Regions from separate parts of the Homo sapiens genome. Here region 2 is linked to region 1. The links are chromatin loops, found by intact Hi-C in ENCODE. Cell type or tissue: CD4-positive, alpha-beta T cell. All regions are shown on one strand. Each heading gives the region's core, and the rest is flanking DNA. Links, peaks and the distances in the headings are about the cores only.

Region 1 (15,879 bases), core at 5,205-13,204:
TGTTTAAGTTTTTAAGAAACTGTAAAACTGTTTTCCAAAGTAGTTATGCCATTTTAAAGTCCCACCAACAGTGTATGAGTTCCAGTTGCCCTAAATCCTCACCAACATTTAGAATGATACATTTTTATAATTTTAGCCATTCTAATGAATGTGTTGTAGTATTCATTATTTTAATTTAAAATTAATGATGATTTTAGTTAATGAATAATGATATTGAGAAATTTTTATGTATTTATTTGTTATCCATATATATTCTTTGGTAAAGTGTCTGTTAAAATATTTTGCCATTTAAGAAATTGGATTGGGGGCTTCAAGATGGCTGACTAGAGGCACCTGGTAATCGCCTCCTCCACAAAGAAAAACCAAAACAGGAGTAGATAACCACGTGTTAAATAGAGCTTCTAAGAGAGAACACTGGAATTCCGCAGGGAAGGGACAGGGACCCTCTGAGAAAGAGAGGGAGGCAAAGCAGCTGGCTCAACCAAAATAGGCTCAGAACCAGGAGAAATTCCCTATCATGGGAAAAAGGTAAGCAAGATATCCTCAGGGGTACACATTACCACCATAAATTCCTGCAATCCTAGCCATGGGAGAGCCCCTTGGCATTCATGGGCCTTGAGCCTAGTATAGGGAACTGCATAGAGTGGCAGGTGGTGCAGGTCTGCCCACAGGAATCTCAATCGTGTATGCAAGTGCCAGCTGTGGTGAATGGGGCCAGGTGATCCCCAGGCCCCCAGATGACATGCAAAAGCACTGGTGGTGGCAGAGGTGGGGCATGCCTGTCCTCAGGCTCCAGGATGATGTAGGGGCAGGCCGGTCTGTAGTGTAAGTCTTCCAGCTTTGTTTTTCTTTTCAAAATTGTTTTGGTTACTTTGAGTCCTTTGCATTTCCATATAAATTTTAGAACAAGCTTGTTAATTTCTATAAAAATGCATGTTAAGATTTTGTCTAGAGTTGCCCTGAATATGCAGATCAATTTGGGGAAGATTGACATCTTAACAGTATTTATTCTTCCAAGTGATAAACACTCTTCCCCTCTTTAATTAAGTCTTTTAAAATTTATCTCAGCAATGTTTTGTAGTTTTTGGTGTACAGCTCTTGCGTTTTTTTGTCAAATTTATCCCTAAGTGTTTCATACTTTTGATGCTACTATAAATAATATTTTAAATTTTAATTCCTGATTGTTCATTCCTAGTATAGAAAAACATTGTATAATGATCTTATATCCTGCAACTAAGCTAAACTCACTTCTTAGTTTTAGTAACTTCTTTGTAGATTACACTGGATTTTCTCCATCATTTCTTCTGAAAATAAAGATAGTTTAATTTCTTCCTTTCTGATCTGGATGCTTTTTCTTTTCCTGCCTTAGTGCACTGGTTTGAATGTCCAGTACATTGTTGGATAGAAGTGGTGAGAGCACACGTCCTTGCTTTGTTCTTGATCTTAAGAGGAAAAACTCTAATTTTTCCTAATTAAATATGATGGTATATGTAGGTTTTTTTGTAAGTGCCCTTTATGTCCGGAAAGTTCCTTTTTATTCCTAGTTTGCTGAGAGGTTTGTTTTTAATTGGGAATAGATGTAGTATTTCCTTAAGTCTATTGAGAAAATGATATGTTTTTAGTTTTTTAATCCATTAATATGGTGAACTGAATTAATTTCCGAATGTTAAACCAACTTTGCCTCCCTGGCATAAATGACACTTGATATCAATGTATTCACTTTTTAAATATATCTTGTTGGATTTGATTTTCTGAGATTTTGTTAAGAATTTTTGCATCGAAGTTTATAAGGGATATTAGTTTGTAACCACAGACCTTTTCTTTTCTTGTAATTTCTTTTCATAGTTTTGGTGTCAGATAAATGTAGGCCTCAAAGAATGAGTTGAGAGGTATTCTATTGTCTCCAACTTTTTGGAAGAGTTTATATAGTTTTACTATTATTTACATTTAAGTGAGTAGTAGAATTCACCAGTGAAGTCATTTGGCTTGGTAGTTCTTAAAGTTTAGTTGCAATGTGGAATGTGAAGTCATATCAATGAATGTTTTACGTTTATCTTTCAACTCAAACAACTAGACAAGTGCTTTCCACTGAAACAACCACTATACTTTATTGCAAAGTGGAACTACGTTATGCATACTTCTCATTTCGTTACTATGCAATATAAAAGGATTTAATAAAAATAATAATTTTTGCTCTTTCTCCAAAGGCATTCTTAAATGAAACTGCTTTTTTTCCCTCTGAGTATGTGGTATCGAAGACTACAATAAAATGTGTTATTGAAGACTACAAAAACCACTACAAGTTAGTGGTTTAGTTCCACTGCCTTGATTCATTCTAAGGGGCTGGCAGTTTTACTCACCATTGCTTTTGCACTATCTGTGCAAACTTCAACATAGTGAAAAAAGTGAATAATATTTTGATATTATATTAGTTTTGACTTTGTGGACCCCCTGAGACTGTCTCAAGGGATTGTATGGGTCCATAGACCACACTTTGAGAAGCACTGCATTATAATTTGAGGATAAGTATTCAAATGTTTAGCTTGGATTTAATATCTCAATTACATTCCATGGTGCCTGCACTGATGGTTCCCCAGTGAATATATAAAAAATCAAAATAATGAGAAATTCAATAAGAAGAGTTTCTGTCTATTCAAAATAAGATCTTAAAGCAAGTAAATCACAAGTGAAGAAATATAGGCCTTTAAAATTATATTAAGCCAGTTGAATCTGTTTCTCCCAATTGACTTACACCATACTGCAATTATTTATCTTTGGTTAACAAAAATAAACTCTCAAGTTTCAAGAAACTAACCTCAATTACTTGTCACCTTACCTCTTCCACCTCCAGTTTCCTTATCTGTAAAACTGTGTGGGAGGTGGTGGTGATCATAATAGAATCTACCTCATAATGCCATAGGAACCAAATGAGATCCTGAATGTAAAGCACGTGAATGCTGAATTAATATTAGCTATTATGCTAACGTTCTCATTCCTTTTATGATTGCATCATATTCTGTAGTATGAATGGATCAAAATTTTCCCTGGTCGTTCCATATAGTGTGATAGCTCTGGGAACTTTGAAAGATAGGAGTCACGGGGTTGGAGTAATATAATTTTGGAGGTGTTGAATTTTGCACCAGTTTCATTTCATGTAATCACTCAGTAATTTAAAGTAGGTTAAAAGGTAGATTAATAGAGATTCCTATAGGATTTCCATTGTACGGGTGGACAAAATTCATTTGTAATTTATTCCTGGAGTACTTAAAATTGCTTAATTCTTTCAAGGAAGTACTTCTCACCATCACCCCTCACCACTATACTAATATACACACATAGACACAGATACACACACACATATATCTTGTTTATTAATTATTTGCCTAGAAATTTCATGATGACAAATTTAGGCCAGGTCTGACTAAATTATCACAAAATCTAAAATTTAATTGTTCAAAATCAGAAAAAAACAATTTTGGAGGTGTTGAAGGAGCTATGCACTTTCTAATAGATGCTGGTCCAGGCTTCAACCAAGGCAGGGTTTCTCAACCTTGGCTCTTTTGACATTTTGGACTGTATAATTCTTTGTTGTGTGTGTATCTGGGGTAAGGGGTGCTGTGCACTGTAGGATGTTTAATGGCATCCCTGGCCTCTATCCACTTGATGCTAGTGGCACCCTTCACCCCGTGTCATGACAACCAAAACATCTTTAGACATTGTCAAATATCACCCAGTGTGCAAAGTGCCTCCAGTTGAGAATCACTGAACCAGGTACTGAAGGAAGACCCTTCTGGCTGGACAGAACAGTACAGAAACAGAATCGTATAAGGAAGATGTTTTTTAGATAATTTTACTTAAATATCTCTGTTGGAAAAGACAGCAGCAATAATAACAGCTATAAGTTACTAAGTGCTATTAGGCACTTTGCAAACATCAATCCTTACAGCAACACTATAGATATGAATATTCCCATTTTACAGATGAGTAAAACAATACCCAGAAAAGTTAAGTTACATGCCCAAGAGAGGGACAGAGCTAGGATTAGTATCTGATCTAATTGACTTCTAAGCTCATGCTCTGAACCATCACAGTATTAATTTTGTTAGAAATGCAGCTTCCTCTGTGGGATGTTAATATTTAGCGTGCCTTGTATAATCCTGTCTGGTGACCCTATTTGGATAACTGAGTTGAGCATAATTTTAGATGAGAAATTGAATAGGGGGTGACTTCCTGACCCAGTACGTGGGATAGCCTTGGGATAAACTTAATTGAAGTATTACTTTGATGGGTTACAGAGACTTCTGAGGTAAGATCAAAGAGACATTTGTATAAGGCCTTGAGGGACCAAATTAGCCATCTCATTGGTTCTAGCAGCCATGACAATAATTAGTCAAGCAGCCTTTCGAAGGTGCTGGTAGGACTTTCCTTATACCTCTAATTGTCTCCCTCAAGGGGAAGTGAAATCACCTTTGACTGACCCCAGATCTGGCTGCTAAGCACTTTGGTTTAGTTGAAGAGAAAATGTTTGGGGAAATGTTAACCATGCACTCTAACCTCTAGGGCAGGGTTCTGCCAACTGCCTGTCACAACCCATTAAGGGTCATGAAATCAATTTAGTGGATCATGAGCAACATTTTTTAACCCAATTTACATGACTCCTTTTATTTCACACACTCATGGACTAGACCATTCTAAAGTAATATGGATTACTAAAGATAGCATTATTTTTATGACATTATTAATTATTATTTCTTGTGTTCTTCGTGTATTTACATGTGTTATAGTTTTTTCCATTTCCTTTTTTTTTTTTTTTTTTTTGAGACAGGGTCTTGCTCTGTTGTCTAGTCTAGAGTTCAGTGGCATGATCACAGCTCACTGCAGCCTCAACCTCCCAGGTTCAAGCAATCCTCCCACCTCAGCCTTCCAAGTAGCTGGGACCATAGGTGTGCTCCTGGTTAATTTTTGTATTTTTTGTAGAGACGGGATTTCACCATGTTGCCCAGGCTGGTCTGTAACTGCCGGGCTCAAGAGATCCACCTGCCTTGGCCTCCCAATGTGCTGGGATTACAGGCGTGAGCCATCACGCTTGGCTTTTTTCTTTTACTGATACATAATGTGTTACATATTTATAGGGTACATGTGACTGTTTGCCACAGGCATAGAACGTGTAATGATCAAGCCAGGGTATTTGGGGTATCCATCACCTTAAGTATTTATCATTTCTATGTGTTTGTATCCATGAGTAACACTTAAAAACAGAGAAGACCAGAGTAGAAAGTATTATGGATCTCATACCTTATAGGCAGGACCAGCTAAATAATTTTTGGGGCTCACCACAAAATAGAAATATGGGGCTCCTTGATTAAAAGGCAGAAAATACTGTTGCTAGAGGGACTCAAATATAAAGCTTTTTTCTTTTTTCTGCAGTCTCTGTCTTGACTTGCCAGCCATATTGGGGATTTTTTTTTTTTTTTTGAGACAGGGTCTCACTCTGTCGCCCAAGCTGGAATGCAGTGGGACAATCACGGCTCACTGCAGCCTTGAACTCCTGAGCTTCAGCGATCCTCCCACCTCAGCCTCCCGAGTAGCTGGGACTACAGGTGCACACCATGCCCAGCTAATTTTTTAATTTTTGTGCAGACATGTTTCACCATGTTTCCCAGGCAGGTCTTGAACTCCAGAACTCAAGGAATCTGCCCACCTCGGTCTCCCCAAGTGCTGGGATTACAAGCGAGACCCACTGCGCCTGACTGCCACAGTGTATTTTTATTTGCTATTTATTCCAACCCTAAGTAAAAAAAAAAAAAAATTAAATTATTAACATAAAATTTACTGTTAATCTTTATTAGGCAAGGCCAGTTCAAAGACACAAATATAAAAGCACTTAACTTACATGCAGAATCACCAAAACTACACAGTTTATATTTTGTAGCTTTTACCAGAACAGTGGAAACACTGCACAAAATGAATTGAAGTGTTTTTGTTTCACTTCCGATACATGCACATACTACACATACTAAAAATAGTCTCTGCCTTTGGTTTACTGGTGAGTAAGGCATGATGAAAGAGAAAGGGTTGATGTATCTTCTCCCTTTTTTTCTATGTCATCATCTTCAGCATAACTGGTTGGCTAATACAGGAAAGTAACACCATAGGATATAATAGGGTTCTTCATATTACTTTTTTTTTTTTTTTTTTTTTTTTTTTTGAGACGGAGTCTTGCTCTGTGGCCCAGGCTGGAGTGCAGTGGTGCGATCTCGGCTCACTGCAAGCTCCACCTCCTGGGTTCACACCATTCTCCTGCCTCAGCCTCCCGAGTAGCTGGGACTACAGGCGCCCGCCACCACGCCTGGCTAATGTTTTGTATTTTTAGTAGAGACAGGGTTTCACTGTGTTAGCCAGAATGGTCTCGATCTCCTGACCTCGTGATCCACCCACCTTGGCCTCCCAAAGTGTTGGGATTACAGGTGTGAACCACTGCGCCTGGCCGGTTTTCATATTTCTTAGAATCCCATTGCATTGAATTCTTTCTGTCTATGAAACAAGATCTTGTTCAAAAGGTAAGCATGACCTCTTTGGTCTGTCACTACCCTACTCCACCCCGCCTTAGTTGTAGAGGGAACACATCTTCTTCTCCCTTTGAGACTTGCTGAACTCCCAAGCACTGCCAGTTCACTGCAGTTGTGTTCTCTGGGGGCATCACAAACACTGTATGTAAATGAGGGAACAAGAAACACACATTTTCCGCATCTACTCTGCTCATGTGCGTGCTCCACTGTTGCATTTGACTTCATTTACAAAACACAAGTTCAAAAATAAAATTATTAAAGATTCCTAGACAGTGGTAGTAGAACACTAAACCAACTATGCGGCTCTTCTGAGCGTGTGGCCCTGTGCTACTATAACAGGCCACAAGCCTAGGAAGCCAGCCCTGAGGATTACGTATTTTTTGTGAAAGTTTTACTTCAGGTGTGTGTGTGGGAGTGTGTGGTATGTGTGTACTGGGGTCATCGTCAAAGTTTGGGAATCCCTGCTTTAGGAGAAGGCCAGGCTTCTCCCATGTCCTCCCCTACTAGGTGTTAGAGCTTTCTCCGGGAAGAGTCAGGTGATTTTAGTTAGAACAGGACTAGGGCTAACCTCTTCAGTGCAGTGCAAGTTCTCTCCATTCTGTGATCTCCCCTGCCCCTGCAACTCATGTGGTTGGTATGACAAGACAGGCCAGGGTGGTCTCCTCTTTATAAGCAGGCTGCCTTGACCTTACCCAAAAAGGAAACCAGGGTGGGCCAAGGAGAAAAAAAAAAAAACATCTGTCTTGTACCTGCTTAGGCTTTACTTCTCATCTAAGCTCATTTAAGCTCAAGGGGAAAAAAGGGTCCTTTCACCTCACACACAGCAGGCCAGTTTACCAAGGTAAGTAACTATTAGGTTGGTGCAAAAGTGATTTTGCTATTACTTTTAATGGCAAAAACCGTGATCACTTTTGCACCAACCTAATACTTTAAGCGATTCAGCAATAAGTAGGCTCTTTCCTGAGGCGTCTTTGTGATTATATCCTACCCTTGGGAATCTGTTGGAGTATGGGCAGCAAGATGGGCTTCAAGGATCCAGAGAAACTTAGCCATACCTGCCTTTTTCACTATTAACATAATAAGCCTTGATATCAGTTTTACTTTTTACATTGTAAACGTTCTATTAGTTCCACAGAGAATTCAAAAGTTAAAGAAAATTATACGGAAGAAAAGTAAAATTGCCTGTTATGTAAAATTCCATCATAAACACTGTGAACATATTTTGTATGTTTTTTTCCACTAATTTTTCTATGTGTATACATTACAATTAAACACAATGGATGATATTGTCTATAGAAGTTTAATCTCATTTATTTCACTTAGCATTACATTACGAGATTGTTTCTTTCTCCTAGACAGTGCTGCACATGCACAGAAAACTTTCTGTCTGTCTCTCCTGCATACTTAAGATGCATTGATATCATTGGTTAAGGTAAAGTTAAATCAGTTGTTTCTTGTAACTAGAAAACATTTTTATTTCCCTATTAGTTTCCCTCTCAGAGGAGATCCTTATTCCAAATTTACTCTTTGTTCCAGTAATTTGCACTCTCTGCCACAAGGTAATAAGAAAAGAGTGAAGATATTTTCTTGTAGCTAGAACCAGACTTCTACACCAAGTTCAACTCTTTATCAAAATAATATTTACCTTTGTTACATCTAAGTAACAAAACTTTGAATGTGATATCCATTATATTTGTTAATCAAATACAGAACCTCAATTACGTGCATCTTTTTTTTTTTTCTAAATAACGTGGCAGCCCTTTGTCCCTTCTTGCCTTTAAAACCCGACCTACACAGCAAGACTTTTTCTCTCCTGATGCTTACCTGAAGTTACCCTGGGTTCTAAAATGTGTGCCGTTTTGCTCCAGTGTCTGGCTTCCTGCTTCCTATCCTTGATAGGGAGCCTTCTCTCCTTTTCTATGTGTATATGTTACAATTAAACACAATGGATCATATTGTCTATAGAAGTTTAATCTGGTTTATTTCACTTAGCATTATATTACGAGAGCCGTCCACTCTCCAATAGTGTTTTAGGGACAGTATTTTATTGATGAAAATAGAACTGTGGTTTAAAAACATTAAATAGTTAAATTACCATAGTAATTATAAAAAGTAATTACTCCTTTTCCCCAGAATATAATTTTAAAAACACATTCATGCAGAATCAAAACAGAGGTTTCGAAACAGATACAGTAGAGATCCTTCTGGGAATCAAATCAGCAGATTCCCAGCCTTCCCACATTGCCTGATCCCATGGTTCTTGAACTGAACCTCCTCCCCTAATCCTCGTCTTTCTTCACTTCTAAGAATCACTACCTGTTTTCGTCGTGAGAGTTAACACTAGTCAGGGAGGGATGGTTAGGCCCTGGTGATCTTCCATTACATCCAAACAAGGAAAGATCATTTAGAGAGAATTTCTAAGGAAATACCTCTGTCCATGACCTTATCTTAAGTACATTCTACAAGAGATAAAAAATGACGATGGCAACAAGCCAAGAATCCATAGCTCTCATTATCTTGAGTTTGCAGGGTATGAAAATCACAGAATGTCAAACTCTGGAAATCATCCCATCCTTCATTTTGCAGATGCAGAAAAATATCCAGAAAGTAAAGGACTGATTTGAAAGTCACATATCTTGTCAGTGGCAGATCTGGGGCTAAAAGCTCAAATTACTAGATTCTGATTTCAGCACTTTCAGCTCTGCCAAACTATCTAAAACTGGGAATTGCATTACTTGTAGAATGATTTTAGGCTCTAATGAGCAGCAGCTTGCTGAATGGCAGAACAGCCAAAGGAGACTACTGCCACTTGCTGGTAGCATATGTAAATTGTTGAGACTGTTGCAAAAAGGAAATGCATTCATTCATTTATTCATTTAATTCCACAAATATTTACTATCAGCCTGGCATGTGCAAGCAATATGCTGGGTGCTATGGGGATGGCGGTGGAGTCCCACTCTCATGGGCCTGACATTTTAGTACGGAAGTCACAAAAAACAAACAAAAAATTACTTAGTAAAAAAGTGCAAGTGCCTTGAGAGCAGTATAGACACAACCATGTGGGAGTTCAGGGAAAGGACAGTTTCATGCTTTCTCACAGGGATCTGGGAAGAAGGGGGTATGGAGAAAAGATTGGTGAATTTGGCTTCAAAGGACAAATAGTTTAAGATTCGTTGAAATGGTGATAAGGCAGAGCACTCAATCCTAGATCTGGCTAAGCATTTAAAGCCTGAACTCTTAATTAAAAAAAAAAAAATAGGTGTATATCCATGGCACGCGTTTACCTATGTAACAAGCCGGTGCATCCTGCACATGTATCCTGGAACATAAAATAAAATAAAATAAAATAAAATAAAATAAAATAAAATAAAATAATAATTTAAAGATAAGGCCAGGCTCAGTGGCTCACGCCTATAATTCCAGCACTTTGGGAGGCCGAGGCAGGTGGATCACCTGAGGTCAGGAGTTCAAGACTAGCTTGGTCAACATGGCAAAACCCCTTCTGTACTAAAAGTAAAAAAATTAGCTGGGCATGGTGGCGGGTGCCTGTAATCCCCGCTACTTGGGAGGCTGAGGCAGGAGAATCACTTGAACCCGGGAGGTGGAGGTTGCAGTGCGCCCAGATTTTGCCATTGCATGCCAGCCTGGGCAACAAGAGTGAAACTCCGTCTCCAAAACAAACAAACAAACAAACAAACAAATCAAAAAAAAGATTAAAAAAAAGAAATAAAATCTTCTAATGAGAAAAAAGTTGTATATATTTATGGGGTACATGTGACATTTTGATACAGGCATACAGTGTGTACTAATCACATCAAAGTAATTGGGGCATCCATCACCTCAAGGATTTATCATTTCTTTGTGTTGGGAACATTCCAGTTCCACTCTTAGTTATTTAAAAATATACAATAAATTATTGTTGGCTGTAGTCACTCTGCTGTGCTACCAAATGCTAGATCTTATTCATTATATCTATGTTTTTGGACCCATTAACCATCCCCACTCTAAAACCTGAACTCTTAAACATTATGCTGTACAGGCCTTTTGATTGGGTTGAGATTTACAATTGGAAAATAGCATAGGGCCCTGAATGCCACACTAAATGATTTGGATTTATTCTGTAGGTAGCCAAGGATGGTTTTAAAGAGAGTCATCTCATCAGAACTGTACTCTTGTACCAAAAGCGCTAAGCATTTGGATTAGGGCTTGAGAGCAGATCAAAGACGACAGTACAGAGGAGTGGGTTCCATCAGAAGCTCTGATGGCTGGTAATTATTCTGCAGCTTTTTTCTTCACAGGGTCTTACTATGTTGCCCAGGCTGGTCTTGAACTCCTGGGCTCAAGCAATCCTCCTTCCTCGGCGTCCCAAAGTGCTGGGATTACAGGCATGAGCCACCGCACCTGGTCAATTATTCTGCAGCTTTAATTGCTCAGAGCCTTTTGCTAAGCTCCACTCTGCTACACTTGTCTGGTCACATTAAGAGCTGCCAAATCTATTTCCTGAGTTACAGAGTAGATCAGGACTTTCTCAGAAGTCAGCTTTTATTCAAACAGTTTTATTATATATAAAAATATTTATACATATATAAAAATAGATATATAAAGTATATATGTATTTTATATGTGTATATATGTACATATATAAAGTACATATATAAAAATATATTGTTTTCTTGGAGAAAAGTTTTACCTTTTTTCTAACTTAATATCATTTACTGATTCCAAAATTTTCTAACATTACAGAACTATTTTTTTAAACAAATGATTCATACTGTTTTTAGTTTGCTTTATTAAATGACTTATACAGCACAAATTGTCTTTGCGTATCAGTACATGTAGATCCACCTAATTTTTTAAAATGCACCTTTGTGTATTTTTCTCAGTTCCTCTAAGGATAGACATATGAGTTCTTTTCATTTTTTTTCTATTATAAGCAATGATGCAATAAATATATTTATACATAAATCTTTGCACATTTGTGGAGATGTTTCTACAGGAAAAATGTCTGGCACTATAAATGTTGCATCACTGGGTCTTATGAGTCGTCTTTTACCAGATACCACCAAATTGACAGATACTACCAAATTGCCCTTTGAAAATATCATACCAATTTATACTTTCAGCCAGAGTGTGCTGGCTTGTTCACACCCTCTTTAATACTATCAAACTTTTACACTTTTCATACTAGGATAGACAAAAAAAGGATATCTTATTTTTCCAATAATCAATATACATTAAGCATCCATATTTGGGGTGAATTAGGAAGCTAATGCTAATTGGCCTCTCTCATTCTTCCATATAACCTGCATATATTCTCAAAAGGTTTTTAGGGTCATTTTTCAGGGCCTGGCATGTTAGACACTCATTCTGGGAACACACACCAGATGTACGTTTGGTATATAACTTCATAGAGTTTGTATATAGGAAATATAGATAGAGCTGGATAATGGATGTGACTTAAGTTGCACGACAACCTAATTCAAGGAAATAGCTGAATCGCCCATCAAAGGATACAAATGAAGAAAATCTTCATCTGATAAGAAAGACCTACAGAGCATAGTAGATCTGTCCTGGATCTGTCACTTGGCTGTTTGTCTTGTTTCATTCGCAACATATACAAACCACATTTTCCAAATGGTGACATCATCGATAATACAGTGGCTCAAAGTAATGTAATCGTTTCGCCAGATGACAGTATTGTTGGCTCAATACACTAAACAGGTGATGGCATAGTTTCCAGTCAGGGAAAACAACTGTAACAAAAGCATCTAAGCCCAAATATTTGAGTAGTTGCCTCTGTCAACACAATAGCTAACAGACTGACTTAGCACAAATAATCATGAATTGACTTAGTCTGTTTGGGCTGCTATAATAAAATATTAGGTTGGTGCAAATGTAATTGTGGTTTTTGCATTGTTGGAAATTGCGGTTTAATATTGGAATACATTCTTAAATAATATGGTTATGTTAGACATCATTTTAATGGGCCCTCGGTTTATTTTTATTATTTATTTATTTATTTTTGCTAATGTCTTATTACTTGCTGTTTATTTTAGGCTATAGAAATGATGTTACACAAAAAGCAAATTTGAGCGATTTTCTCATTCGAGTTCAAAATGGGTTGTAAAGCAACAGAGGCAACTCACAACACCAAAAATACATTTGGCCCAGGAACTGTTAACGAACGTGCAGTGTGGTGGTGGTCCAAGGAGACGAGAGACTTGAAGATGAGGAACTTAGTGGCTGGCCATCAGAAGTTGGCAACAACCAATTGAGAGCAATCATAGAAGCTGATCGCTTACAACTACACGAAAAGTTGCTGAAGAACTCAACGTCGACCATTCTACAGTCGTTTGGCATTTGAGGCAAATTGGAAAAGTGAAAAAGCTCTGTAAGTGGTTGCCTCATGAGCTGACCGAAAATTTTTAAATCGTCGTTTTGAAGTATTGTCTTATTTTACATAACAACAACAATGAACCATTCCTCAATTGGATTGTGACATGCAAAGAAAAGTGGATTTTATACAACAGCCAGCAACCACCAGCTCAGTGGTTGGATGGAGAAGAAGCTCCACAGCACTTCACAAAGCCAAATTTGCATCATAAAAAGGTCACGGTCACTGTTTGGTGGTCTGCTGCCTGTCTAATCCACTACAGCTTTCTGAATCCCAGCGAAACCATTACATCTGAGAAGTGTGCTCAGCAAATTGATGAGATGCACCAAAAACTGCAATGATGGCAGCCAGCACTGGTAAACAGAAAGGGCCCAGTTCTTCTCCATGACAATGCCCGACCACAGGTTGCACAACCAATGCTTCAAAAGTTGAACAGATTGGGCTACAAAGTTTTGTCTCATCCGCCATATTCACCTGACCTCTTGCCAACTGACTACCACTTCTTTAAGCATCTCGACAACTTTTTGCAGGGAAAATGCTTCCACAACCAGCAGGAGGCAGAAAATACTTTCCAAGAGTTCATCGAATCCCAAAGCATGGATTTTTATGCTACAGGAATAGACAAACTTATTTCTCTTTGGCAAAAATGTGTTGATTGTGAAACAGCTCCATTGTCTAGGGTATATACCCTAGCTCTTGGTCTCAGTAGAGAAGGAATTCAGGACACAGACACACAAGAGGAGTGGGTTTTGGAGCAGAAAGTTTAACAGAAAAAGAAGAAAAGAGAGAGAAAGCTTCCTCATGTTGAGAAAGCCCAAAAGAGGGTCTCCAAGAGGAAAAAAAAAAGGACTGCTGATGCGAATGCGCTGAGTTTTATAGTCCAGTTTGAGGAGGCAGTGTCTGATTTACATAGCTCTCACAGATTGGTTCAATCAGTTATGACGTCTACATAGTGCGTGGGAGAAGGGTCGCCCCACCCTAATCTTATTATGCAAATGGGTATTCCAGTTGATCGGTGCCATCTTGTCTGCTTCTTACTGTACACCAGTGGCTGACAGAAGGGGAGATGGAGCTGCCGTCTTGAACATGATTGGCACAACTGCTGGTATCTGTGTCTGCAGCTTAATTTTACAGGCTGCTCTTCATTAGAAAGGAAAATAATTTGGGGCTGCTTTTCATTAAAAAGAAAAGCCTTATTGGGGACTCCCATACCCTTACTATCTACCTAAGTAATTTCTTCTTAAATCCTATATCAATTGTAATGGTTCCTATTTTGATTAATAAAGATGTGTTTGAGCCTAGTTATAATGATTCAAAATTCATGGTCCAAAACCGCAATTACTTTTGCACCAGCCTAAAGTATTTTGCACCAACCAAAGTATTTTGTGTAATTTATAAAGAGTAGAAATTTATTGCTCACAGTCCTGGAGGCTGGGAGGTCCAAGATCAAGGCACCAGCAAATTTGCTTTCTGGTAAGAGCCTGTTCCTCATAGATAGTGCCTTCTATACGTCTTCACACATGGTGCAAGCAGCACAGCAGCTCTCTGGGGCCTCATTTATAAGGCCAGTAATGCCAGTCAGGAGGGCAGATCCTTCATGACCTAATCAACCCCAAGGACCTTTTAATATAATCACCTTGGTGATTAGATTTCAATATATGAATTTGGGGAGTGACACAAACGTTTAGTCCATAGCATAAATAAATCTATTTAAGTGAAATTTAGCATTCACTTAGCTAATGTTAGTCTAGTTGGTTCTCCTCCTTCTGAGCACACTGAGGGATTCCACTTCCCCCATTCTCTTTTGCTATTGAGACAGACCATGTGACTTATTCTGGCCAATGAATTGTGAGATAAAGTGATACATTTTATGATTACGTTATTTAATTGTCTGAGTGAGACCCTCCACTCTTTCTTCCCATGCCTGAAGTGATTATGGAAGCATGTATAGAGATTTCGGGTGCCACAAAATCAAAGCAACTGGCACCACTGAGTCACCACATGAAGGAAAGCTGCCTCAGAGTGTCACCTGGACTTGCAATGGATTTTATGAGAGCAAGAAATTAAATTTTGTTGTAGTCAGACAGTGAGATTTTTAGTGTTGCTACCACAGCATAACTAATACAGCATTCCTTGGCCAAAATGAATCTGTTAAATGGCCTAGCTGATGAAGAGACAGAATGGTGAACTAACAATCAACTGCTGGGTGCTTTCCATGTGCCCAGGAGAGTGTTAGGTGCAGGCACAATACATAGATGTCTACAACACAATCAAACTCTCACTGTCTCTATTTTCTTTGATTCTCTCCTTTCCAATAGGTAGAACTAAATGTTTCCTTTTAAGTGCTCCCATAACACTTTTCCCTCTCCTCTCCCCATCAACACTTCAGCATGGTGACTACAGTTAATAATAATAAGTTGTAATCTGGGTGTGGTGACACATGCCTGTAGTCCCAGCTACTTGGGAAGCTGAGATGGAAGGATCCCTTGAGCCCAGGAATTCAAGTCCAGCTTGAGCAACATAGTAAGACTTCGTTTCTACAACAAAAAATGTATTGTATACTTAAAATGTGCTAAGAGAATAAATCTTAAATGTTCTCACCACATATAAAAGAAGGGGTAAATATGTGAGGTGAAGAGTATGTTAATGAGCTTGATTGTGGTAATCATTTCACAATGTATACATATATCAAATAATCCCACTGTACATCTTAAATATATACAATTTTTATACAATTTTTATTTTGCAAAGAAGAAACATGGTCAAGGTTGCCAATTCCATAGTAGTAAAGACTTCAGTTTGTTTAAATACTACAGAGAAATATTAAAGAGTGGAAGGAGAGGTTGAGGATAGAGGGAAAGAGGGGAGAATGAAAGAAAGGGCTTAGGAAGGGATTCATTCAGTCGTTCAACATAT
Region 2 (15,879 bases), core at 3,310-11,309, 51 kb before region 1:
AGTTGGAGAATAAATTGTGGGGTGGAGGGGAGGCTGAAGCTTGAGGCAGGGAAACTGGTTTGGAGACTGCTGAAAGAGCTTACGAGAAAAGTGATGAAAGGCTGAGTTAGGGCAGTGGGGATGGAGAGGAGGTTGCAGATTAAGGAAGTATTTCAGAGGAGGAGTCCTAAGGATTTAGTAGCTAATTAGAGGGACAGGTGAGAAAGAAAAGGTCATGCATTATGTTGAAGTTTCTGGCTTTGGCAAACTTGTAAATGGTGGGCGGGGGTCCTTTACCCTGAAGCCATTATATAAAATTGATTCTTGTTTTTGGAGTCACTTCGTTTAGCAATCTTATTTCCACACTGGTAACAAAGGTTATATATTAAATTTGAACACCTGAAGGGCCATGTGGTAGTTCAAGGTATAATTTTTAAAAATTAGTGGACTATTTGGTTTGGTAAAGGGCTAGGATAAGATTTGGGTACCACTTTATGACTCATCTTTATTTAAAATAATGTGTCCTTATCGTTAGTGGTGCTATTCACCAATCTGTCAGAATACAGAATATGAAATGAAAGCATTTTACAAATATTAATAGTTTCCTTCCTTCCTTCCTTCCTTCCCCTCCCTCCCTTCTCTCCTTCTCTCTCTCTCTTTTTCTTTTTCTTTCCTTTTTTTTGAGATGGAGTCTCACTCTGTAGCCCAAGCTGGGGTGCAGTGGCACGATCTCGGCTCACTGCAACCTCCACCTCCCAGGTTCAAGCGATTCTTGTGCCTCAGCCTCCTGAGTAGCTGGGACTACAAGCGTGTGCCACCATGCCTGGCTAATTTTTTATATTTTAGTATATTCAGGGTTTCACCATGTTGCCCAGGGCAGTCTTGAACTCCTGAGCTCAGGTGATCTGCCTGCCTTGGCCTCCTAAAGTGCTGTGATTACAGGTGTGAGCCACTGCGCCCGGCCCAAATATTAATAGTTTCTGTATCTAAATCTCTGACATTGTTTGTAGGTTAATTCCTATTCTTTGCAATGAATTGGATGATATGGGAAATTTTAATGCCACTCCTACCTCAGTACTACAAAGTATGTAGGCTACATTTACTACCAAGAGCAATGAACTCTTTGGTAGGGGTCCAGCTCCCTATATCAAGAGAAGAACCAAATGTCCCTATGTCCATTGCTCAACATGCTGAAGGAAAAAAGGCCCACAGATTTATTGAAGTATTTAGAGAATCTTATTAATGTGATAAATTTCTACCAAAAAGATAATTATAAAGAGATAGTGAGTATACATTTACACTCTCCATTCATTGCTTAGAGTTAATTTTTTTCACAAATGAATTCAGGACAGCTAATTTGCCTCCTTAATATGGGTTTTTCTTTTAAATTACTTTACTCCAAAGATATTGTATTCTTATGTTAGTAAAAACCTTCACTCCTGATAATAACTTCCATACATTCTTACAGAACTTTACTGCTTACAAAGCACTTTCACACTTCACATTGGCTTAGGACAACCCTATAAAATAGGCATGGCATTAACATCCCTATTTTAACAAACAAGGAAGAAGTGAAACATAGTTATGTCTTGTTTATGTGGTGGCAAGTCACATTCTACAGCTGCACTATCTGATACAGTGGCTTTTATCTACATGTGGTTATTTAACACTTGATGTGTGGCTAGTTTGGATCGAGATGTGATGTAAGTATAGAATGCATTTGGCATTTTGAGGATGCAGAACAAAAAATGCCAAAATCTCATTATTTTTGTATTGATTACATGTTGAAATGATAATGTCTTGGATATTTTTGGTTACATAAAATATTTTAGTAAAATTAATTTTACCTGTTTTTACTTTTTAATGTGGCTAGTAGAAATTTTTAAATTATGTGTATGACTGACATTATATTTCTATTGGACACTGACGTTCCTAAAAGACCTGAAGGTCAGGTATGAGAGCCTGGCCTTAAAGCAGCAGACAGTAGACACACTACAGAATCCAAGGCAGGGGTAAACAGGAAAATCAGTCTGATAGTGACATACAGGACAGCCTGCAGGAAAGTGAAGCTGTAGTCAGAAGAAGCTAGGAGGTTTGAGGCCAGGCGCGATGGCTCACACCTGTAATCCCAACACTTTGGGAGGCCAAGGCCGGCACATTGCTTGAGCTCAGGAGTTCGAGACCAGCCTAGGCAACATGGCAAGACCCTGTCTCTACCAAAAATACACACACACAAAAATAGCCGGGTATGGTGATGTGCACCTGTGGTCCCAGCTACTCAGAAGGCTGAGGCGGGAAGATCACTTGAGCCCAGGAGGTGGAGGCCGCAGTGTGCCATGATCATGCCACTGCACTCCATCATGCCACTGCACTCCAGCCTGGGTGACAGAACCAGGCCCTGTCTCAAAAAAAAGGGGGTGGGAGGAGGAGGGGGAGGAAGAGGAGGAGGAGGAGGAGGAGGAGCAGCTAGGAGGCTTGAATAGTAAGCCACACCTGGGGAATCAAGACCTGAATTAGGATGGAAATGCAGATGAAAGAGTTAAATGAGAAACATGTGAAACAAATAGGACAGACTTGGTGATAGAGCATGAGGCCAAAGGATAGACAGTAAAAGATGATTACAAGAGGCCTAAAGAATGGAGGTTTAGGACAAAGGAGTAACTTAGGATGGGTAGAATCCTAAGCTAAGGGTTTATTATCTTCACAGGTCAAATTTTAAGTCTCTCCAAGGTAAAATAATCATGATGATGACTAATGATAGCTAATATTTATCAGTGCTTATATGTTAGGAACTCACTTATACTAAGCATAGCATGTAATATACATCCTTCTTACATGAACCTCACAACCACCCTCTGGGTAGGTGCTGTTACTATCTTCACTTTATACATGAGGATACTGAGGCTTGGGAAAGCGAGGTAACTTGTCCAGGCCAGACAACTAGGAAATGGCACAGCCAAGATTTGAATCCAGATAGCCTAACTTCAGAGCCCACCAATTTAAACCACTCTTCCACACATTATGTATATTGGCATTCCTCATTTTATGGTGCTTTGCTTTATTGCACCACACAGATATTGCATTTTTTACAAATTGAATGTTTGTGGCAGCCCTGTATTATCAGTGCCATTTTTCCAACAGCATGTGCTCACTTTGTGTTTCTCTGTTACATTTTGGTAATTTTTGCAATATTTCTAACTTTTTCATTATTATTATATCTTTTATGGTGATCTATGATCAGTGAGCTTTGATGTTACTATTGTAATTATTTTGGGGCACCATGAACCATACCCACATAAGAGGGCAGTGAACTTAATCGATAAATGTTGTATGTGTCCTAACTGCTCCATCGACCAGCTGTTCCCTATCTCTCTCCCTCTCCTCAGGCCTCCCTATTCCTTGAGACACAACAATATTGAAATCAGGCCAATTAGTGACCCTACAATGGACTCTTAAGCGTTCAAGTGAAAGGAACAGTTGCACTTCTCTCGCTTTAAATCAAAAGCTAGAAATGATTAAACTTAGTGAGGAAGGCATGTCGAAAGCTGAGATAGCTAGGCCTCTTGCACCAGTTAGCCACGTTGTGAATACAAAGGAAGCTCTTGAAGAAAATTTAAAATGCTACTTCAGGAAACACAGGAGTAAGAAGAAAAACAGCCACATTGCCGAGATGGAGAAAGACTTAGTGGTCTGGATAGAAGATCAAATCAGCTACAACATTCCCTTAAACCAAAGCCTAATCCAGAGCAAGGCCCTAACTCTTCCTAGAGTTGATGGAATGAATCTTCAACTCTATGAAGGCTGAGAGAGGTGAGGAAGCTGCAGAAGAAAACTTTGAAGCTAGAAGAAGCAGCCACTTCCATGTCATAAAAGTGCAAGGTGAAGCAGCAGGTGCTGATATAGAAGCTGTAGCAAGTTATCCAGAAGATCTAGCTAAGATCACTGATGAGATTGGCTACACTAAACAACAGATTTTCAATGTAGATGAAGCGGACTTCTATAGGAAGAAGATGCAATCTAGGACTTTCATAATTTGAAAGGAGAAGTCAATGCCTGACTTCAAAGCCTCAAAGGACAGGCTGACTTTTTGTTAGAGGCTAATGCAGCTGGCGACTTTAAGCTGAAGCCAACATTCATTTGCCATCCTGAAAATCCAAGGGCCCTTAAGAATTATGCTACATCTACTCTGCCTGTGCTTTAGCAATGGAACAACAAAACCTGGATGACAGCACATCTGTTTACAGCATGGTTTACCGAATATTTTAAGCCCTCTTTTGAGACCTAATGCTCAGGAAAAAAGATTCATTTCAAAATACTATTGATCATCGACAATGCACCTGGCCACCCAAGAGCCCTGATGTAGATGTACAAGGAGATCAATGTTGTTGTCATGCCTGCTAACACAACATCCATTCTGCAGCCCGTGGGTGAAGGAGTCATTTTGACTTTCAAGTTTTATTATTTAAAAAATACATTTTGTAAGGCTATTAAGAAGTACATTTTGTAGGGCTATAGCTGCCATAGATAGTGATTCCTGTGATGCGTCTGGGAAAAGTTGAAAACCTTCTGGGAATGATTCAACATTCTAGACGACATTAAGAACATTCGTGATTCATGGGAGGAGGTCAAAATACCAACATTAGCAGGAGTTTGGAAGAAGGTGATTCCAACCTTCATGGATGACTTTAAGGGGTTCAAAACTCCAGTGGAGGAAGTAACTGCATAAGTGGTAGAAAGAGCATGAGAACTAGATTTAGAAGTGAAGCTAAGGATGTGACTGAATTGCTTCAATCTCATAATAAAACTTTAATGAATGAGTTGTTTCTTATGAATAACCAAATAAAGTGGTTTCCTGAGATGGAATCTACTCATGGTGAAGATGTTGTGAACATTGTTGAAATGACAACAAAGGATTTACAATATTATATAAACTGAGTTTATACATCAGTGGCAGAGTTTGAGGATGGACTCCAATAAAAGAAAATAGAAAGAAGTTCTACTGTGGGTAAAATGTTATCAAAAAGCACTGCATGCTTCAGAGAAAACTTTCCTGAAAGGAAGCGTTCACCGATGCGGTAAAGTTCATAGTTGTCTTATTTTAAGAAATTGCCACAGCCACCCCCATCCTTCAGCAACAACTGCCCTGATCACTCAGCAGCCATCAACATCAAGGCAAGACTGTCCACCAGCAAAAAGATTATGACTGGCTGAAAGCTCAGTTGATCATTAACATTTTTTTAGCAACAAAGTATTTTAAATTAAGGTGTATACATTGTTTTTTAGACATAATGCTATTGCACACTTAATAGACTACAGTATAGTGTAAACATAATTTTTCCATGAATTGGGAAAGCAAAAAATTCTTGTGACTCACTTCATTGTGGTGGTCTGGGAATTGAACCTGCACTATCTTCATGGTAAGCCTATATTCACTTCACAAATATGTCTTGTTAGATTAGTTTATAAGTTTAATAAATTTTTCAAATTTCATTTTAATTTAAGCCTACTTTCCCTGACATCTAAGTACAGAACAATTAGGTGTGGGGAACAGTGAATTAAGAATTAGAAGGGCCTAGTCTATTCCTAGCTGTCACTAACTCGCTTGGCAAGTGGTCTAGAGTAAGTCACTTAATCCCACTGTGGCTGTTTCCTCACCCAAGGAATGAAAGGGCTGAAAAACCAACTCTAAGGTCCCTTGCAGTTTTTATATCCTATAATTCTATACGTTCCTTTAATATAAATCAGACTTATGTATCTTATAATTCTACACCCTGTAACAATCCTTCATGTAAATCTGACTTACAGAAAGAGAACACCTCCTGTCTCAATAAATGTTAATTCAATATGTTAATTCAGATCGGGTTTAAGTTTCCATAGTCAACTAAAAATGTCTTTTCATACCAACAGAAAAACATGGGCCTTTCTATCAGTGACCTGGGTTCTTGTCCCAGCTTGATCTGACTAGCCACTAGCTATTTATTCTCCACTTACATCACCACAGGAAGGAGAGAATTTGCACTTTTCTCCTCAGAAGGGCAAAGCCTAAAAGCAATATTTTCTATTACCCTCTGCACCCACATTTCCACCTTCTCATCTGACTGGTTGGTTTGCAAACAGGAAACTGGCATGCTCTCTGCAGGCCTGTTGCTGAAGCTCTTTTGAATATTCTGGTATGTTCTCTGACATGTGGTGCTAAAGGGGTAGGTTCCACCCCTACAACAGACCCATAGGGTAGGTCTGTCAATATGTGAACTACTTGGAAGCTTTTCAGAACACACATGTAGGCTACATCCTTTCCTCCAGCTTTGATCAGGAATAAAGCTGTAATTTGGAACTCTGGCTGGCTTCTGTGTCTTACTTCTCAATAGATTTCAAGTGGAGGAGGGAAATGAAGGAGTGTTATTTAGTGGCTCCCCTAAACTTTAGTATCCCTCAGTATCCTAATACTGAACTTCATCCCATTTTAGCCAGGCCATTTCTCCGATTCATTAATTTTCATTGATTTTTATTTTTTTTAAATAGAGAAGCCTTTTCCTCCATTGAAATCTTGCCAGGAACTAAGAACAAGTAAAAGAGATAAAAGCAGATCAACTGTCCTCGAAGGGGATGTGGGAGTGGTGTTAGAGGCCTTTCTGAAAAACTCCTGTTCTATCTCTAAAGGTCACTTGTAATCCTTTTCCAAAATGTTAGCGACCTTACTAATATTTGGAAAATGGTATAATGTTATAACACAGTATAATGTACAAGTTTAATAAACATGCTGTTAATTTCCCCAGCCAAGGTAACCGATAAAGATATTTAGGGCAGCTGTACCTAACTTTCCACAAGAAAAGTAACCCTTACAAACTGTATGTGAATTGACTATTTATAAATAAAAAAAAATAGTTGAATGATTAATATTCTCTAGGGTGGTAGCTATTTAAAGGGACTGGCAATGAATCTTTCCAAACAGTAAAAAGAATCCTTGTACGTTATGAATTTTCACAAGCCAGGCTCCTTCACACAGCAGTGACAAAACTTCTTGCTGGGAGGCTCCATTTGTGGTGTCCCCCTGACTTGGTGCTGAGCCACTGCACTGACCTGTTTTAGGCACATACATCCTGCAGCCTATCTGGACATTCCCCTGAGGAGCAGTGCAGTCCAGTCCAAATCTTCCTAGCTTGTTAGCAAGCTCTTCACAATGAATGAAGGAAAACCTTGTTGACATCCAGAAAGCCAATGCATGTTGCTTTCCTCTCCTTGACAAGACTTTTTATCTTTTATTAAAGGAAATTAAATCAGCCTGGTAATATCTGCCATTTGTAAGCCCATGTTAGAGGTCTATCCTGGACATTGGGCTCTTCTAGGTGGTTATACAAACTAAATGATTAACAGATTTGAGTATTTTCCCAGATGTCACAAGTTAAAGCCAGAGTCTAAATTTAGCAGGGCCATCATTTCTCTTGTTGAAAGATAAACTATTTTCCTTTTTCCATCTGCTCTCCATAAGTTTGGGGAAAACTTGCTCTGAAACAACCCAGAAAATTTGCATAAATCAATTCCAACAGTATTTTTCAACCAACTCACTTTCTTCTTCAACTTAGCATTCTGTCATCTCTGTCATCACAAACTGTTCCTGCATTGGTAAACTCACCAGTGAGATGGAATGACATGAAAAATAAGAAGCCCTGCTTTTCCAATCATCTCTGTCTCCCGAGGAGACAAATGACTTTTCTCTTGGTCTTTGCCCTGAATATTTGGGCAAGTTAAAACTTCTCAACTTCAGGAATTTTCTTCTCACAATTAAAATGGACTCCAATTCTGATAACAAAGACAAGGTTTACTTGCTCTCTTAGGTAACAGAACACTGTGACAGCTGAATCACCTTAAACTGTTGAAATATCTTTGTAAAATGATTTTTACAGCTAGCACACCTATAAAGGAGGTTGTTACAATTATAAAGTACACACTAAGAATACATTATATCATTATAAGAATGGAACTGTCTTCCTTCTTGTACCTCCCCTAAAAACTTCCTTCTTGCTTATATTTTCTGACCCTGACACAACTTTTTCCCTGATACTCCAACAATTTGGCCAGATTTCACTTTTTTTGTGCTTTTCTCACTTTACTCAAGGTACTAATATACTTCAACGCTCAAAGGAGGTATTTTAGTGTTCTGTGTTTTAAATGTATAGTGTAGCTTTAAAATTACTTTTTAAAGGATAGCCAGGCTGGGTGCAGTGGCTCACACCTGTAATCCCAACACTTTGGGAGGCTGAGGAGAGAGGATCACTGGAGCCCACGAGTTCAAGATCAGCCTGGGCAACACAGCGAGACTCCTCTCTCTACAAAAAATTAACATACAAATTAGCCAACCATAGTGGCATGTGTTTGTAGCCCCAAGTGGTAATCGCTTGAACCCAGGAGTTCAAGGCTACAGTGAGCTACGATAACGCCACTACACCCTAGCCTGGGTGTCAGAGCAAGACTCTATTTAAAAAAAAAAAAAAAAAAAGAAAAGAAAAACCAGTTCTCTTGGATTCAGTTTTATAAAAGTTACTTCCCCAAGGGCTTTTCTTAGTGTCTTGAACTTGCCGAAATGTGCAAAGCCCATTTTATTTGATTAAATCGGTTCTCTCCCTGAGAACTCTGAATGCTATCATTCTGTTTCGATCTACCAATTTTCCTCCACATGCTTCAGGAGATACTACCAACCAAGACTACATGTATGAAATCTAGTTTACTTGCGTCTTCTACTTTTTAACAAAGATATTAAGAAATTGACCTCCCCCGATATATTGCAGAAATGTATTTAACAGTCTGTGGCCTGCTGCACTGATCTTCAGCAGACAGTTAAAGACTCACATGATCACATATTTTAACGAAACTGGGCAAAGAAATGATTCACAGTTTGATTCCACTGACACATAGTTCACCATTTTGTTTTACTGACCTCTTTAAATTAATATCTAGTATGAAGTTTTTTAAGCATATAAACAATCATAAGGATCTAGAAAATTTTAAAAATATGTTTATGAAGTTTTCAATTATTACCCCAGGGAATTAGGATAAAATTGTGAAGCAGCACACTTCTCAAAGTTTACTGGAAAACATGATAATATCCAAAGAAATCTGACCTTCACCAGTGGACAGTAACACGTAGAAACCAATAATTTTAGAAGCTTTTCTCCTCCCTCCAAAAGTCAATTGCACTGCTACTGAAGCAGAAACATCTTAGAACTTACTAAACTTGGTCATACTTAAATGTGAAAAGTTTCCTTTCCCAGTCTCAGACTATTTCAACTGCAGCTATCAACTAATACCTATTATCAGGAAAAAAAACTGCTATTGTGCATATCACACATTCAGTTAGTTACATTTTGGCTCATTTATGGACAGATACACAAAATAATAAAAATTTTTGGCCTTGGAAAAAACATACATGGACAGGAGTGAGACTAAGCCACCTAAGCATTGCAGAAAGTGTTGAACATATGAGATAGCAGAATGGCCATTTATTACGTTCTGAAGATTACACAGCACCTCTTTCCCCAGGACTAATTCTTTTAGGAAAAATTCTTCCATGAGAACACATGGGCACATGGGGGGAACCACACACACTGGGTGGGGCCTGTGAATGGGGGTGGGGGAAGGGAGAGCATCAGGAAGAATAGCTAATGGATGCTGGGCTTAACACATAGGTAATGGGATGATCTATGCAGCAAACCACCATGGCACATGTTAACAAACCTGCACATTTTGCACATGTACACTAGAACTTAAAATAAAAGTTAATGAAAATAAATAATTTCAAAAAAATTGTTATGAGCTACTTTTTACGTGGTAAAAGTAACATGCATTCATTGTTAAAAATCCCAACAAAATACAAAGTTAGTCTGTCTGTTCACCAAACCCTCACTCTCACTCTTCCAAAGTATTGATAGGACTCTGTCATGAACGTTATTAAATTGTTTACAGCAAACAGAATTGACATCAATAAGATGGAGTGGCATTTACCAATGTAACCACTAAGTGTGTGATATAGCACATTAAACACATCCAGGACCTGTTTTCTAAAATTTAAAAGTTGTTTTTTTGTTTTTGTTTTTGTTTTTGTTTTTGAGACAGGATCTCACTTTGTGGCACAGGCTGGACTGCAGTGGTGTGAACATAGCTAACTTCAGTCTTGTAATCCTGGGCTCAAGTGATCTTCCCACCTCAGCCTCCTGAGAAGCTGGGACTGCAGGCATGTGCCACTATGCCAGGCTAATTTTTTTTTAATTATTTTTTGTAGAGACAAGGTCTTGCCGTGTTTCCTAGGCTGTCTCAAACTCCTGGGCTCAAGTGGTCCTCCCACCTCAGCCTCCCAAAGTGCTGGGATTACAGGTGTGAGCCACCATGTCCAGCCTAAAGTAATTTTTAAGTCACCCTGAATTCCAAGCCTCAATTATTCCACTTTCTGCCTTTCAGTTATACAACTCTCTCCTGTACTTTTTCGGAAGGAGTCCTGGAAATAATCTAGTCTAATCCCTTCATTTAACAGATGAGGAAACTGACACCATAAAAGGTTAAGTGACTTGCCTGGGGTCATGTGTGTAATTAGTAACAGACTCAGGTTAAGAACATGGATCTCTTGCCTTCCAGTCCAGCACTTTTGACAGAGCTACTGAAGTGACAATGATACAGTTTGCCATATTACATGACAGTAGATGGTATGATCTACTAGACTGGATGTACTATGTCCACTTTTTAAAATCTGATTTTATAAAAGTACCTAGCTATAGCCTAAATCTACTTCTAACACACAACTCAAAGGCATCACTATGAAAGGGAGTTTACAATGTTTACGCACCTACGTAAGCTATTAAGAAAAGTGGAGAGCTTTGCTCTGCATATCGCCAACATCCTCCTTCAAGAAATAAAACAGGAGGGGGTCTCCACTTTCCAATGCCATGGCTATATTAAAGGCTAGATATTCTCCCTGGAATCCTATTGTCCACTGTCTAGTTATGTGGGCTGTCTTTGGCAGAGACAAAAATTCAAAGAGGGACTGGCCCTTCTGATTAAACAGCAGTGCCTCCAGGCAACTTCAGGCCAATTTAAATGAAACCATTTTGGTCTAGAGTTCAGACTAATCAAACACGAAAGGTCATACTCCAGCTCCCACCCTCCTTCCTTCTGCAACTTCTCATCATTATAATAGTATTTTAAAGCATGTTCTGTCATGTCCTCACCCTCAAGTCACACCCTTAATGGAATGATTTCAGTTTACTTCCTCTCCTCCCCCAGGCCTTCAGCTCTCCTGGCTCTGTATCTCTTCTTCCTTTGGTTAACTGATGTTCTAAGGGCTGGCATCAGGAATGGGGAGATACACTCAGAGGGTAGAAGAGACAGTGCAGGGCTTCTGTGGGAAATGATGGGAAATAAGTTTTTACCGACACGTGGAACAGATACTAGAGAGCTCAGAATGGCAGGCTGGTGGGGAGGGTGATATGATAAAACCAACTTTTTTCGAAAGTTAGCAATTGATGTAAGTGGAGACAGGAATTTTGGAGGCACTTGGGAGTCCAGTTAGAAGGCTGGTACAGTGGTCAAAGCATAAAAACATGAGGACCTAGATTAAAGTGATGGCAACAGAAATTGAGTCAAAGGAACACATGTAAGAGAAATTTCAAAGGGATGGCAGATAAGCCAGAGAAGATGGAAGGCAAAAAGAAAAAACAAAGCTGAATAATGACAGAAGAGGTCTGACTGTGAGCTGACAGCAGGACAGACAGTCAGTGGAGATGTGTGGAGATGTCCTGCACTCAGCTGAGATGCCTGAGTGAGAAGCTGAAGATGGTGAAGCATCAGTGTGTGTCGGAATATTTGGAACCACGAATGAAGCAGGATACACTCCCCAAGGGAAAGACTTTGGAAGATAGAGAAAGAATTATCAGAGAGAGGAGTGGAGAAACAGAATATAGGAAGTGATAAGTTTCTGGAAGGAAGAAGTAGTTAGTTTCAAATGTAGTCAAGGACAAAGAGGATGAATATTAGTAACTTTGCCCAAGTAGCTCGACAGTAAATCTTAAGACCTTAATAAATCATATTTAGTTTTCTTAACAGTACTATTTTTCAGTTGCACAAACAAAAATGTTTCAAGACTTTTGTTCAATTGCATTCAAATCCTGTGTTTGGCTCCTGGTACTAAGTTCACTGAACTATTTGAGCTACAGGGCAGGATATAGATAATAAAAGAGCGACTGGCATTAATGAGTAGTATAACCAGGGGAAAATGGTTTAAGATATAGAATTCTACTTTTTCTATAAACATCTGGCACATCACCCAAAAGTCTTCATGCAATGTTTCTCTGGTTAAGACCCCACTGACTGACATCTCTACTTCTTCTATAAAATCCACTCTTCTACCCCAGGCCATCTAACTACACAGGAGGGGAAAAAACCAATGATCTGGCTATGACAGGTGTGTGGCTTGAGGAAAATGGGAGAAGTAGTTGAAATGAAGACCACACCAGCAGATAAGGCTCAGGCTGATACACAAAACTCTGCAAAGGCATGATGGTATTCCAGACGTTTTTAAAAACCATGTCTACCTCCTCCAGAGGCTGTGGATTAGAAAAAACAAATGGCTACTGTGGAGTACACTGAATATCTTTCTTTTCCTCATAAGAAAAGCATTTATCAGGAGATTGGTAAAGTGAAGACGGCATATCAGTTTTTAGTGGCTATTATTAATAAATAGCCAAGGACTACCCTGCTGCTTTTACAAACCTACCACTATTCCTATAGGGCCTCCTCAGCCTAGGCCACCAGTTCACATCCTCCAGTCCTCAACTATTTCATACTCCATCAACTGAGAGTCTCAACAACTCTATATCTGTCACCAGTAGGGGCATAACTGTGGGACATCAAAGGCAAAAGTGTTTTACAAACATATGCACCACAATACTCACCCAGCAACAGTCAGAGAAATATTAGAAATAATAACACTAGCAGTAATAATTTTCATTCATTGAGTGCTTGCTACAATGCCAAGCACTATTACATTAAAAGCAGCTATAAATAACAGCATGATAATTATGTTTAAAAAATGATGGCTCTAGGACATGCATCATAATGAGAAAATACCAGTGAGAAGTTATCAAAAGGAATTTTCTGTCACAATTGATAGGAGAAGTGAAGTGGTTAATCACTGAATAGACTAGAATAGAGACAGACCTAGGTTACTACTGGCTGTGTTACTTAACCTCTCTGGGCCCTGGTTCCCTTATCTATAAAAAGAGTATAATAATAGTACCTAGTAATCCAGTACACAGACTGACTAGGAAGAGAAACTAAATAAACATTTTACATTCATTAGCACATTGCCCTGTACCTAAGCATTACTCAATAAATGTCAGCTGCTATTATTTGAAGGCTATTTCGTGATTGTTCATTATTACAAGGAAGCAAATATAAGTCAAATCATATCTGAAATACAGGGATAGTTATACAAGCTAGATAACACCTTCGACTATAAGATGGGATTTAGGAGGATCCAAAATTAGGGCTATAAAGTGGTCCTACCTCTTATAGATGCTATTCATCAGCATATCTATAAATCCACCCAGCCTCAGAATTAGACATTGGTGCTTATTCCTTAAATGGGAGCCATTATAGTTACCAAAAAATAACAATTAATCACTCCTGTAACCTCCACTAGGAGGATTAAGTTTTGAGAAAGTTAACGACTGTCAGAAGTAAGAATCCTAGGAGCCCTCCAGTCATGTGGCCTCTCCCTCCTTTTAACGCCACTGATGACTTGCCATGATATAAGACAAGGGCTCCGCTGGGGAACATCAAGAAAGCTCTCAAAAACAGCAGTGATACAAATTCCCCTTTGTTAAGTTTTACACTATGACAAACTAGAGTATTTCTCCTTTATCCTACACTTCCTAAAGAATGCTGCTCCTGAGAATTCTTGGGCAAAGTAGCTATGTAAATCAAACAACGGACATGTTACATATTTCTAATAACACTGAAAGTATGAAACATTTAGCACTACTGGTGAGCACATATTATAAACAGAATTCTGAATTACTGCAGTTACATTCATTCACATACATATTCCATTATACTTAGCCCAGGAAAAGACTTCTAACCCAACCAGTTGGATCACCAACTGCATCCAAAAGACTAAGCAACCAAACTGGCTTTCAATACAAATAAGAATGGGATGCTTTCATATTTTGCCCCACAGGCAAGGGTTATCAAGCCATCAACTCTGAACTGTATGATAACCTTTCATGCACAAATGAGTCTTTTATTGCGGTGGGTCGGGGGGGGGGGTGTTCATTTTAAACGGAACTTCCAGAGAAAGGATCCTCCTTCAGAAACAATTCCTAGGATATGAACATCATAAAATATCTTAAGAAAGAATATAGACAAACACTGCTAATAGAAATATAGTGCAAATTTCACATATGGAATTTCAAATTTTCAACTCACCACATTGAAAAAGTAAAAAGAAACAAGTTAGATTAATAATTTACTTAATATATCCAAAATATTATATTTTACACTGTCTGTTGAAGCACCCACTGACAGACTAGCCACCTTTCAAGTGCTCAATAACCATACGTGGCTAAGTGGACGCTATGCTGAACCGTGTAAATGTAGCCAATCTATGAATAGGAGTAACTGGCATATGTGAAGAGCCCCGCCTACCTCCACTGCCACCTCAGCCCCTCACCCTCTCTGCCGGAGCCTTTACAGTGTCCCCACCCCTCATGGAACCAAAGTCCACACCCAGTTGTGAGGAAGAAGAGAGAAAGAATATGTTTTTAACAAATCAAGCTGGAAACTTAAACCCATTTCCCATTAGAAACAATTATAAACACAATAGGTCTATGGCTAAGTGACATGAAGGGTTAAAAAGGTTCCTGGGAGGAAGGTCTGGGAACATAATCACCACTTCCAACATTGTATCCAGGAGATAATGTGTTCCAAGCTCCCAATACACAGTTACAAAGGGACTGCCTGGGTCTCTCATTTACACTCTTTCGGTAAAAGGCAACCGGGAGGAGGCCATGTTTACAAAGACTTTTTCATTTAAGAACTTAAATGAAACATGTAGTTTCCTTTCTTCACTGCCCTTCTCACTCCCATAAGGAGGGTCCTTCAATCCTACCCTTCTCTAGAAAACACATTTCTTCCTGAGATGTGGAACCACTATCATATTTTTTCACTCTGTGAAACTGAGAACCCTGTGTTCTAAATTATAATTATCTTCCCAAAGCAAAGGCAAACTGAAAAGAAAAAATATCTGCCCTTTCCTTACCTGTGCCCTGCCCTTCACCATCTCCCTACCCCCACCCCAATCCCAACCATAAGGCCAAAAGCTCTCAAGCAGCAAGCAACAAAACTAGGCAATTTCAACTACAACTTATGGGTCTCCCTAGCCTTTTATTCTCCCCTCCCTTTAGCTCACTTAAAAGGTAATTATAACCAAACAAGCATATAGACAACAAGCTTTGTCCTATTTCTCTTCAATTCTACCTAAGAGCTCTGCATCCCAGAAGAAATGTACAAAATCTAGCTTACAAGTTTCAAAGCCTTTCTGTGGTCCAGTCTTAACTAGTTATAGTCTTGAGACACACCAGATTCTCAGAGTCCTGTGCATCCTCCTCCCTCACCTCCAATTCTCTGGTTAAGAGTCCACTGCTCTTTACATTTCCCATATCCTAAGCCACCTTCTCTAGTCAGCTTTTTCCAGTGACTATCCTCAAGACCTTTAATGACTAGGACCATGTCTTTTACTATTCTGGTCCCTTCTTAGGCCAGATCTTTCTGGTTTCACCTTAGGCCCCTATAACAGAGCCTGGTGCAGAGGAGATGTTCAAGAAGTATATGGTAAATGAATGCCGAGACTGCCGT

What was found. Hi-C counts contacts between places; a loop is a spot of excess contacts. Peaks named below come from ENCODE experiments on the same cell type or tissue, not always from the same donor. Only the 100,000 strongest peaks of a DNase experiment are listed, where the experiment ranks them.
Region 2: it touches region 1 in a loop (2.6-fold over the local background); 14 of 110 quality-filtered maps call a loop at or near these places.

Annotation. Positions count from the first base shown.
Region 1 is chrX:135,478,323-135,494,201 of GRCh38, reverse strand. No RefSeq gene overlaps it. Among named protein-coding and RNA genes, the nearest start is that of INTS6L, 34 kb to the left of the region's middle. RefSeq lists an enhancer at 4,596-4,645. In CD4-positive, alpha-beta T cell, for the core only: CTCF peaks have their summits at 9,171 and 9,373; a DNase peak (open chromatin) is centred at 9,371.
Region 2 is chrX:135,527,280-135,543,158 of GRCh38, reverse strand. All of the region lies in intron 2 of INTS6L (integrator complex subunit 6 like), which reads right to left. Among named protein-coding and RNA genes, the nearest start is that of INTS6L-AS1, 15 kb to the right of the region's middle. In CD4-positive, alpha-beta T cell, for the core only: no CTCF peak of the experiment used is centred there; no DNase peak of the experiment used is centred there; H3K27ac peaks cover 992 bases.